2 separate regions of the Homo sapiens genome follow, and region 2 is linked to region 1. A link is a loop called in an ENCODE intact Hi-C map of the cell type or tissue named here. Cell type or tissue: ovary. All regions are shown on one strand. Links, peaks and the distances in the headings refer to the core of each region. The heading gives the core; the rest is flanking DNA. Region 1 has its middle 8.6 kb from the start of LINC02613. Region 2 overlaps LINC02613 (long intergenic non-protein coding RNA 2613).

What was found. Hi-C counts contacts between places; a loop is a spot of excess contacts. Peaks named below come from ENCODE experiments on the same cell type or tissue, not always from the same donor. Only the 100,000 strongest peaks of a DNase experiment are listed, where the experiment ranks them.
Region 2: a loop joins it to region 1, with 2.3 times the contacts of the local background. A loop is called at or near these places in 6 of 110 quality-filtered maps.

What each region holds. Positions count from the first base shown.
Region 1 is chr2:38,521,669-38,527,049 of GRCh38, reverse strand. No RefSeq gene overlaps it. Among named protein-coding and RNA genes, the nearest start is that of LINC02613, 8.6 kb to the right of the region's middle. In ovary, for the core only: a CTCF peak has its summit at 3,106 (motif pointing right); no DNase peak of the experiment used is centred there; H3K27ac peaks cover 1,892 bases.
Region 2 is chr2:38,459,383-38,464,763 of GRCh38, reverse strand. All of the region lies in intron 4 of LINC02613 (long intergenic non-protein coding RNA 2613), which reads left to right. Among named protein-coding and RNA genes, the nearest start is that of LINC01883, 31 kb to the right of the region's middle. In ovary, for the core only: no CTCF peak of the experiment used is centred there; a DNase peak (open chromatin) is centred at 2,244.

The sequences.
Region 1 (5,381 bases), core at 60-5,059:
TTTGTATTTTTAGTACAGATGCGGTTTCATCATATTGGCCCTAGTGGTCTCAAACTCCTGACCTTGTGATCTGCCTGCCTTGGCCTCCCAAAGTGCTGGGATTACAGGCGTGAGCCACCATGAGTGGCTTTTTTTTTTTTTTTTTTTTTTTTGAGACAGAGTCTTGTTCTGTTGCCCAGGCTGGAGTGCAGTGGCGCCATCTCAGCTCACTGCAACCTCCTCCTCCTGGGTTCAAGTGATTCTCCTGCCTCAGCCTCCTGAGTAGCTGGGACTACAGGTGCCTGCCACCATGCCTGTCTAATTTTTGTATTTTTAGTAGAGATGGGGTTTCGCCTTGTTGGCCAGGCTGGTCTCAAACACCTGACCTTAGGTGATCTGCCTGCCTCAGCCTCCCAAAGTGCTGGGATTACAGGCATGAGCCACCGCGCCAGGCCCCTCCTCCCTTTCTAACAAAAAAAGCTAGCATACTGTATTTACTCTTCTGACCTTGTATTTCTTACTTACCACTATACTCTGGAGGCCATCTATCCTCCTTCCTTTTATTGCTGCACAGCAATTCACTGTGTGCATACTCCTTAATGAATTCAACCAGTGGCCTACTGATGGACATTTGGGTTGTTTTCAGTTTTTGCTATTATAAATAGCGCTGCAATGAATAACTGGAGCATATGCCACTTCACATTTCTGGTATTTATGTTTGCAATAGACTCCTAGAACTGCGGTTGCTGGATCAAAGGGAAAGAGCACATGTAATTTTGCCAGATATTACAAAATCCTTCTCCACAGAGATTGTATGATTTTGAATTCCCATCAGCAACAGGGGACAAGTTTCCCCAAAGCCTCACCAATAAACTATATTGTCCAACTTTTGGACTTTTGCCTATCTGAAAGATAAGAAATGGTACCATAGTATACAGTATTTTAAGTTTGCAATTCTGTTATTAGGAAAATAATAGTAAACATATTTTCATTAGTTTCATTTGCTTTACTTTTTCTGTGAAATGTCTGTTCATATTTTGCCCATTTTTCTATCAGGTTATTAGGATTTTTCTTCTGAGAAGTTCTTTAATTGTTAAGGATATTGACAATTCATTAACCTTAACTGTTAACTAACCTTAACTGTCTGTGATACAATTTGCAATTCTTTCTCCCAGGTTTCATTTGCCTTTTGATTTTACTTGGATATTTTACTTAGAATGTTTTTATAATGCTACAGAACCAAATTTGTTAATATTTTATTACTTTTATGAGTTAGGGATTTTATGAGTTATAATTAGAAAAGATTTTGTCTTTTCTACATTTAAAGTATTCCACTCTTTTTTTTTTGGATTATTTGTATGATTTCATTTTTACATTTAGATTTTGATCCATTTGGTGCTTAATCCAAAAGCTTTTACCCTGGTGCCTAATGTGAGGAATGGATCTAATTTGATGTTTTCCACGTGGCTATCAAATTGTATGATATGTGTGAATGATAATCTCAATGAGGCTGTTTACACACACACACACACACACACACATATGCACGCAGAAGGATATATCCTAGCATGCACAGGTTGACTCTGGATGGTGGCATTATGAATGCTTTCCGTTTTCTGTTTTATTTTTTTCCTCTCTATGAACAGATAGACCCTGTGAAGGCTGGGACATTTGTGTCTGAGAGGATATAATGTAGGCCCACTAAAAAATTTTTTTAAAGAAGTTTGTCCATAATTCATACTCAGGCAGCCCGGTAATCAGAATGTCTGCTGTGCTCACTGGACTGAGTGTGCTCTGTGCTGGGGGAAATATTTAAAAAAGCGAAATCATCTGTACAGAGATACAGCTAAAAAGTCAAGGCACCTAATGGTTAGGAGAATTGAGGTCTCAGAGAAGGCCAAATGAGCAGTATAGACAGGTGAAAAATTCACAGGAAAGAGAGATCTTCATGGGCTGGGTAGCCTGGGAGGCTTCAGGGAGGAAGTGTCTTCCAGTTAGTCCTTGAAGAATGAAAAGGATTTAGACGCTTGGGGAAAACAGAGATGGCTGAATGCAAAGACAGCGTTGTAGGGGAGGTGAATAGGAACACCTGAGGGTGTCTGGGACACTGGGTAGGCAAGGTGGTCAAAGAGGATATCCCCTGAGCAACTGACACTGTTCACCCAGACTGGGGAGCAAAGCTCTCTGCTCCTAGGAAGTGAGATTGCCCGCAGTTGCTGGGGGCAGGGAGCCTCTCAGAGGAGCCAATTACACACAGAGCCCCTCCCCAGGGAGCTCATTTCTGGTGGTGAACTGCTTGCAGATGGGGACACCTGTGGATGCTGAAGTCCACGAGACTATCAGGGTTTAGATTTGCTTTTGCTCCTAATCATTCCACTCTTGGCTGGCACCCATGATCTGAGGACCCCTGACTCTGTGGCAGGACACACCAGCCCTCCACAGATGGGAACATACAGCTGCCTCCCTCCTGGCAGGGCCCACGGGGTGCAAACCCCTAGGGTTGGATGGACTTCTGCTGAGAAGGTCTGGGCTGGATGTGACGGCTCACACCTGTTAATCCCAGCACTTTGGAGGCCGACTATGGTGGATCATGTGGGGTCAGGAATTTTAGACCAGCCATGGCCAATATAGTGAAACCCTGTCTCTACTAAAAATACAAAAATTAGCCGGGTGTGGTGGTGTGTGCCTGTAGTCCCAGCTACTCTGGAGGCTGAGGCAGGAGAATTGCTTGAACCTGGGAGGCGGAGGTTGCAGTGAGCTGAGATTGCACCACTGCACTCCAGCCTGGGCAATAGAGCGAGACTGTCTCAAAAAAAAAAAAAAAAGTCTCCTGGGTACAAATATTTGGCTTTCTCCTCCTCCAAGCAGTCTGAATAAGCAACAACATTTATCTTGGGCGAGGAAGGGTGTCCCGGGGAAGGGGCAGACAAGTCTAACAGCCAAAAACAGCCATCTGACACCTGGTGTAAACTACAGCTTCATTCCTTTGAGTAAGAAAGTTTAAAAAAAGGCCCCACATTTTCAGTTAGTCTTTTGGATTGTGTGTGTGTGTTTGGTGGGGTTGGGGGGCTTTAGCAGCTCTCCCTGTCCTGTGACTCCCCAGAACCACGTGCGGGCCCCACATCCATGCGTTTTCCTCCGGGCTGCCCCTAGATGGCGGAGGGCCCTCCTTCACTTTGCATTCTTCCACTTCAGGGCAGGGTCATGCTCCCGAATCATCCCCTAAAGGGAGTTCTTTAACTTCCTGAGACAATCCATTTTTGTTTTGAACAATCCCCACTTGCATCTAACCTAAAGCTCTCATGCTGCAGAAATAGAGAATACCTGAATATCACCTTTTCCTCCTGAATTACAGATCCTATTGCTGTTCCCCTTTAGAGGGCTACATGGTGGGATGGACGGAGCATGGGCTCTGAGTCAAATGGATCCCTGGCTCTGTCACTATCTGCTGGATGACCTCGGGCAAGTGACTTAGTTCTGAGCCTATTTCTGCACCTTCACATGGTTGTAGTGAGGATAAAACAACACAGGCAAAGAGCCTGGCTCATGGGCAGAAGGCTACAAAAATCAGTTTCTTTGATATGTTCAAAAGCCTTTCTTGGCGTAACCTTCAGCCTTCTGGGTTTGAGCACCCTAACGTTACCCATCCTGCTTCCCAACACTTTCATCAGTCCCCCCAATTTGAGGACATCACTGTCCAGGAAGGCCCTGAGCTCACTGTGAAGCCTCTTTTGAGCCTGCACAATGGAAATATTCCTTTCCAGGTGAGGTTTCTATACCAAGAGCTGGCTGCTATGCCCAAGGAGGCTGCCCCAGGGAGAGAGAATCCCCTAGATGCTGCCTGCAGAACAGGGTCAGACAGATGCGACTGTGTTTACGGTCTTGTCCTCAGTTACCTGACACCAGTCTCCATGGGAATTAGCACGAGGCATCTCGAATTTCAGGGTACATATTTCTCTCTGAGCTTGAGCTGTTGATCTTCCCCTCCATGGACCTGCACCACATCCTCCCAGAAATAAGTGACCCAGTCTCCTTGTGCAATGACCTACACAGAAAGCATGCCTTCCTGGGTACGGGAAGAGAACTGGGACAGTGCATAAGGGAGGAGAGGCTCTTGTGAATTAAACAGGGCACACGGGGCTGGTCAGGAGCCAAGTCATTAATGACTCTGCTGATTTCCCTTTGGAGCAGTCAGGACCTGTTTTGCTCTCACTTTTGCATCTTGTAACCCCTCTGATAATCGAGATGGCGGTACCTGAAAGCAGGTGCCCTGATACCGCCCGTAACCTTATGTCAGTATTTCCCTCCCTGTTTTGTCCTTGGACAGCCACCTAAGACCCCAAATCTTTTTTTTTTTTTTTTTGAAACAGAGTTTCACTTTGGTGGTGGTGCGATCTTGGTTGACTGCAACCTCTGCCTCCCAAGCTCAAGTGATTCTCCTGCCTCAGCCTCCCAAGTAGCTAGGGTTACAGGCATGAGCCACCACACCCAGCTAATTTTTGTGTTTTTAGTAGAGACAGGGTTTCAACATGTTGGCCAGGCTGGTTTCAAACTCCTGACATCAGGTGATCAGCCCACCTCGGCCTCCCAGAGTGCTGGGATTACAGGCGTGAGCCACCACGCCCAGCCCTAAGACCCAAATCTTCAAGCTGCTTCCCCGGTCTCATTTTCTTCTTGAGGCTGATTTTAGCCATGGTTCTCCCGTGGTGCTTTGCTTCTCACTGTCTCAGCACCAAAGTGTTGACAACTAATTTAATTAATGCTTCCAAGTTCAATGAGAGAAGGCCAGAAGGTACTCTGGGTTCCCTGTTTAGTTCCCTATGTAGATCTAGACACAGCGTCACTAACTTTGTGACTCTGATGCTGGAAATTTCTCTCAAAACAGGAGATGGTTTTGGAACAATGGGTCATTCAAGTGCCCTCATATTATACTGGATGCCAAAGTTCTCTATAAATTAAAAACAAAATTAGAAACGACCACCACACTCACAAACGATAAACTGAACACCATGCACTGGTGATGAGGACCAGTACTGTAATCAAGTATGATGTCATAGATTATCTGATGCCTATTTAGTGATATTTTATGCTTCCTTTTAGCCTCCATTATAATTAGCTGTTGAGGGAGAATATCTTTCAATTTGGCTTTTTAATGATAATCTATAGCTTTTGAAAACTCCTAGTTTCTTTCTCCAAAATGTAGAGTAAGTGGTCTTCAACGTATGGTCCTGGAACCAACAGCATAAGCATCACCTGGGAGGTTGGTAGAAAGGCAAATTTTCAGGCCCCACCCCAGACCTGCTGAATTAGAAACCCTGGACATGGAGCCCAGCAGTCTGTGTAAGAATCAACCCTCCAGGTGGTTGTGATGTATGCTCAAGTTTGAGAACCACTGGTGTAGA
Region 2 (5,381 bases), core at 238-5,237, 62 kb after region 1:
GAGGGCAGCAGAGGTGTAACTCCATGTTGGCACCTACACCACTGGTGTAGTGGAAGCAGCACCCTTGGCGTGCACACAGGTGTATCCCCAGAGGGCAGCCTGAGAGCGCAGCGCAGAGCATCCGCAGGACTTGAGTGGGATCGGAGGTCAGGAACCAGTGACGTTCTGGACACACCCATTATTTTCAACTGGTTGGTACCAGGTTGGGCCAGTAGGACCTGCAAATACTCCAGTTGTGGAAGTTAACAGAGTGTCCTCTCTAGGCGCTTTAATTGCCACCTTCATAACAGCCTTGAAAAATTCCACCCGCCCCCCAACCTTTTAAATTTCTTTTCTTTTCTTTTTTGTCTTTTGAAACGGAGTCTCACTCTGTTGCCCAGGCTGAAGTGCAGTGGTGCAATCTCAGCTCACTGCAGCCTCCACTTCCCGGGTCCAAGCGATTCACCTGTCTCAGCCTCCCAAGTAGCTGGGACTACAGGCACGTGCCACCATGCCTGGCTAATTTTTATATTTTTAGTAGAGACGGAGTTTCACCATGTTGTCCGGGCTGGTCTCGAACTCCTGGCCTTAAGTGATCCGCCCATCCCGGCCTCCCAAAGTGCTAGGATTACAGGCATGAACCACCGCACCCGGTCCCTACCTTTTAAATGTCATAGAACTTTTCTGAATCTGCAATTACCTTGTTTTTTTTCCTTTGGTCCAAGGGTCAGCCAATTTTAAAAATTTTTTTTTCTGTAAAGAGCCAGATAGTAAGTACTTTTGGCCTTGGGGGCCATATGGTCTCTGTTACAACTGCTCAGCTCTGCCACTGTGGTCTGGAAGCAGCCATTGACAATGCATAGACTAACGAATGTGACTGTATTCAAATAACAGATGATTTATGGACTCTGACACTGGAATTTTATATACATTTTCACAAATTACAAAACATTCTTTTTGATTTTTTTCACAAATCCAAAAATATGAAAAACATTTTTAACTTGTTGGGTGCAGAGACAGTCCCTGGCCGTAGTTTACCAATCCCTGAGGGTCAGGAAGGGCTCATAGTTGTGTTGCTAGTGCCTAGCACAATGTCCGACATACAGTAGGTGCTCAGCAGATATTTGTTGGAGGTGTGAACTGCACTTTACATACAAGGAGACCACAGCTCAGGAGGTTAATCAGCTCTCTGAAATGTGGAGTTAGAACTCACACTTTCATGGTTTGCAATACTTTGGAAAGTGAAGTGGTTGGCAGCTCTTCCAGCTGCGAGTCCTCCACTCCTTCTACCAAATCACAGCTTTGGCCTTCCCAGAAAAAAATATTGTCATATGGAATTTCACAGAATTGGGGGCCGGGCGTGGTGACTCATGCCTGTAATCCCAGCACTTTGGGAGGCCGAGGCAGGTGAATCTCTTGAGGTCAGGAGTTCGAGACCAGCCTGGCCAACATGGTGAAATCCCGTCTCTACTAAAAATACAAAATTTAGCCAGGCGTGGGGGTGTGCACCTGTAATCCCAGGTACTTGGGAGGCTGAGGCAGGAGAATTGCTTGAACCCATGAGGCGGAGGTTGGAGTAAGCTGAGATCACGCCACTGCACTCCAGCCTGGGCAACAGAGCCAGACTCCGTCTCAAAAAAAAAAAAAAAAAAAAAAAAGAATTGGGGATTGAGAACTGCTTTTGAGCAATAAATCAACCAGTGAGGTAGACTCTTGTGGTATCACCTTTCAACATGGTCAAGCTATGGAAACGTGATTTTAATTTCTCAGGTTTTTTGTTTGTTTGTTTTTGTTTTTGTTTTTAATCTGCCAGATGGAGACCATGCCATTGCTAGTCTACCTTGAAAGACAGATGTGAAGAATGAAGTCAGGGGCTTTGCAGGTATTAAAAAGTTTCCATGAGGGCTGAATCATATGCATATTGTTCATTTGAGCATTTTCTTTATAATCAAAATTTGTTTGTTTTTAAAAAAACAACCACCAATGGTTTTGTGTGAGCTAGGGGCTACATAAGACCTAAAAAATTCCTGCTTTTGGTAAAAGCAAAAATTAGATCTACTCTAGAAGGCAATCTGACCTTAAAAACATCCAGGTCCCTGGTTGGAAAAACAGGTTCTTTTTCAAAGTCAGTCCTTGCAAGTCTGTATCTCCACCCTCATTTCTGTCAACTCCTACACTTGGTTTCAGCTTAAGTCTCTGTTGGTTGCTACGCTTTTTTTCCCATCTCCCATGACTCACTCCCAGGCTGTGTTCTCACTTGGCCTCAAGCCTGCTCTGCTCCTCAGGCGGTGAGGTTGACCACAAACCATATAGCATTCTAGGAGGTGAATATGTGAACTCCTCTGGAATCTGCACCTGTGTTTCTTCCTCAGCTTTAAGTTACAATGGCTTCCTACACTGAAGCCTCTCTTGGGGCCTTGGCCATCAGCTAGGCACCACCATGATGCCTCCTAACGGGCCCTTGGGTGCTTTTCTGACAAGCAACAGAACTGGAGACTGAGGTGAGGCGCTCTCGCCCCCGCACTTCCCACTGTTCCAGAAGTTTGCCCAGCCCAAGGGTGTGGTGTGGCAGGTGCTGGGCAGTGGATGACACTCCCTTCGGAAGGCCTCATATCTGATGTGTTTTGATTGTTCTGATCCTAGGAAGCATAGTTAATATCAACACATTCTTCCCCCTCCCCCTGGCCATGCCCTGGCTCCAATTTTTTTTTTTTTTTTTTTTTTTTTATTTTTGAGACAGAGTCTCACTCTGTCACCAGGCTGGAGTGCAGTGGTGCAATCTCGGCTCACTGCAACCTCTGCCTCCTAGGTTCAAGCGATTCTCCTGCCTCAGCCTCCTGAGTAGCTGGGACTACAGGCACGCACCACCATGCCTGGCTAATTTTTGTCAGCCTCCCAAAGTGCTGGGATTATAGGTATGAGCCACTGCTCCAGGCCCCAATTTTTAAAAAGTAATATACACTCAGTGTGGAAAGTTTGAAAATATCAATAAGCAAAATGCAAATAAAACCCACCTCTAGAAATAAACACTATTAGACATTTTAGAATATATCCTTTGAGTCATTTTATATTCATAATTTTCTAAATATATTGCATCATGTTGCAATGCTGCTTTGCCACCTGGTTTATGTTTTTACTTAATACATTATGAGCACATTCCCATGTCATGAAGTATCTTTTTATAATTTTTTTATTGCTATACTGGGTTCTATGATAAGTGTGAGCACAGTGTATTTAGTAAACACCGCTTGTTGGATATTTAGCTTGTTTCTGGTTTTCCATGCCAAGATAAACATCCTTAATTATAAATTAATTATAAATGCTTTTATGCATCTCTTGCTGCTTCCTCAGGTTACATTTCTAGAAGTGGAGTTAATTAGGTCAAAGGCTCTGCACATTTTTAAAGGTCATATTGCCTTCCAGAGATGATCCAATTTTTGCTTCTACCAATAGTGCAAAATGTCCCTGTTCCCCAACACTTGCCAACATATTATTGCATATTAATAAGAGGGAGTCTCACTCTGTCACCTAGGCTAGAGTGCAGTGGCTTGATCTCAGCTCACTGCAACCTCCGCCTACCAGTTCAAGCGATTCTCCTACCTCAGACCCCCAAGTAGCTGGGATTACAGGTGCACTTCACCATGCCTGGCTAATTTTTGTATTTTTAGTTGAGACAGGGTCTCGCCATGTTGGCCAAGCTGGTCTTGAACTCCTGACCTCAAATGATCCATCCATCTGAGGCGTGATTACAGGGTGTGAGCCACCATGCCTGGCCAGTATATTTAATAACTTTTGATTGGTAAAAAACATTACTGTTTGAAAGCTGATGAGTGAGGCTGAATTTTTCAATGTGTTTTTTAGCCATTTGTATTTCTTTTGTGATTTATCCTTTGTGAGCATAATTATTTGCTTCTTCCTTCCTCAAATGTATTTATTGTTAGATAGCTCTCAGTTTCAAATTTTGACTCTAGCAATAACTAGCTTTGTGACCTTGGAAAAATCACGCCATTGAACCTCAGTTTTATGATCAATGAATTAGAATAATAATCCCTATTGAATAGAGTTGCTCTCAGGGTTTAATGAGATAGCATATGTAAAGCAATTTCCACTATCTCTGGCACACGGGAGGTGTTCAGTAAATGCTAATTTTTCCCCTTCCCCTACCATGGGCAAGGTGCCCATGGAACACACAAATGTGAAAGATACTCTGTTTGTCTTCAGGGAACACACAATCCAATAGAGACCATAAAATATACACAAATATTTGACATAGGCTTTATAAGATGGGTAGCATTTTGACAAGGTGGGAAGAATTCCAGAGAGAGAGAGTGGCAGAGGTGTGTTTGGGGAGTGGCAAGTAGATTAAGTTGACCACAGTGGAGAGTTCATACAGATAATTCTAGATATATAGGACCTCTACCGTGAAGATACTTTGAACACCAGGCTCATGAATTTGTGTTTTGCTCCGAAGGCAATGAAGAACTATTGAAAGTTTCTGAGTAGCAAAATAACATAATCACAAGTATATTGAGCACTAACTAATATGACAGAGACTGGAGTTGGGGAAATCAGCAATAAAAATTATAACTATGATCAAGTGGCTCACATCTGTAATCTCAATACTTTGGCAGGCTAAGGCAGACAGTTCGAGATGAGCCTGGGCAACATGGCAAAACCCTGTCTCTACAGAAAAAACGAACATTAGCCAGGTGTGGTGGCATGCACTTGTAGTTTCAGCTACTTCGGAGGATGAGATGGGAGGATCGCTTGAGCCCAGGGGTCAAGGCTGCAGCGAGCTGCAATCATGCCACTGCACTCCAGCCTGGATGACAGAGTGAGACCCTGTCTCAAAAAAATAAATAGGCCGGGCACAGTGGCTTATTCCTGTAATCCCAGTACTTTGAGAGGCTGAGGCAGGTGGATCACTTGAAGTCAGGAGTTCGAGACCAGCCTGGCCAACATGGTGAAATGCTGTCTGTACTAAAAATACAAAAATTAGCTGGGCGTGGTGGTGGGCACTTGTAATCCCAGCTACTTGGGAGGCTGAGGTAGGAGAATCGCTTGAACCTAGGAGGCAGAGGTTTCAGTGAGCCGAGATTGTGCCATTGCACTCCAGCCTGGGCAACAGAATGAGACCCTGTCTCAAAACATAAAATGAAATGAAATAAAATAAAATAAGAACCATGATTAAAATTATACCATGTATTAAGTATTGAATTCAAGAGACATTGTGAGAAAAGAATTAACAATAGCTGGCACCTGCATGTGGTGGTGCACACCTGTAGTCACAGTGACTTGGGAGGCTGAGGAGGGAGGATTTGTTGAGCCCAGGAGTTCGAGGCCAGCCTGGGCCACATAGAAAGATCCTTGTCTCAATAACAACAACAACAACAACAGCAACA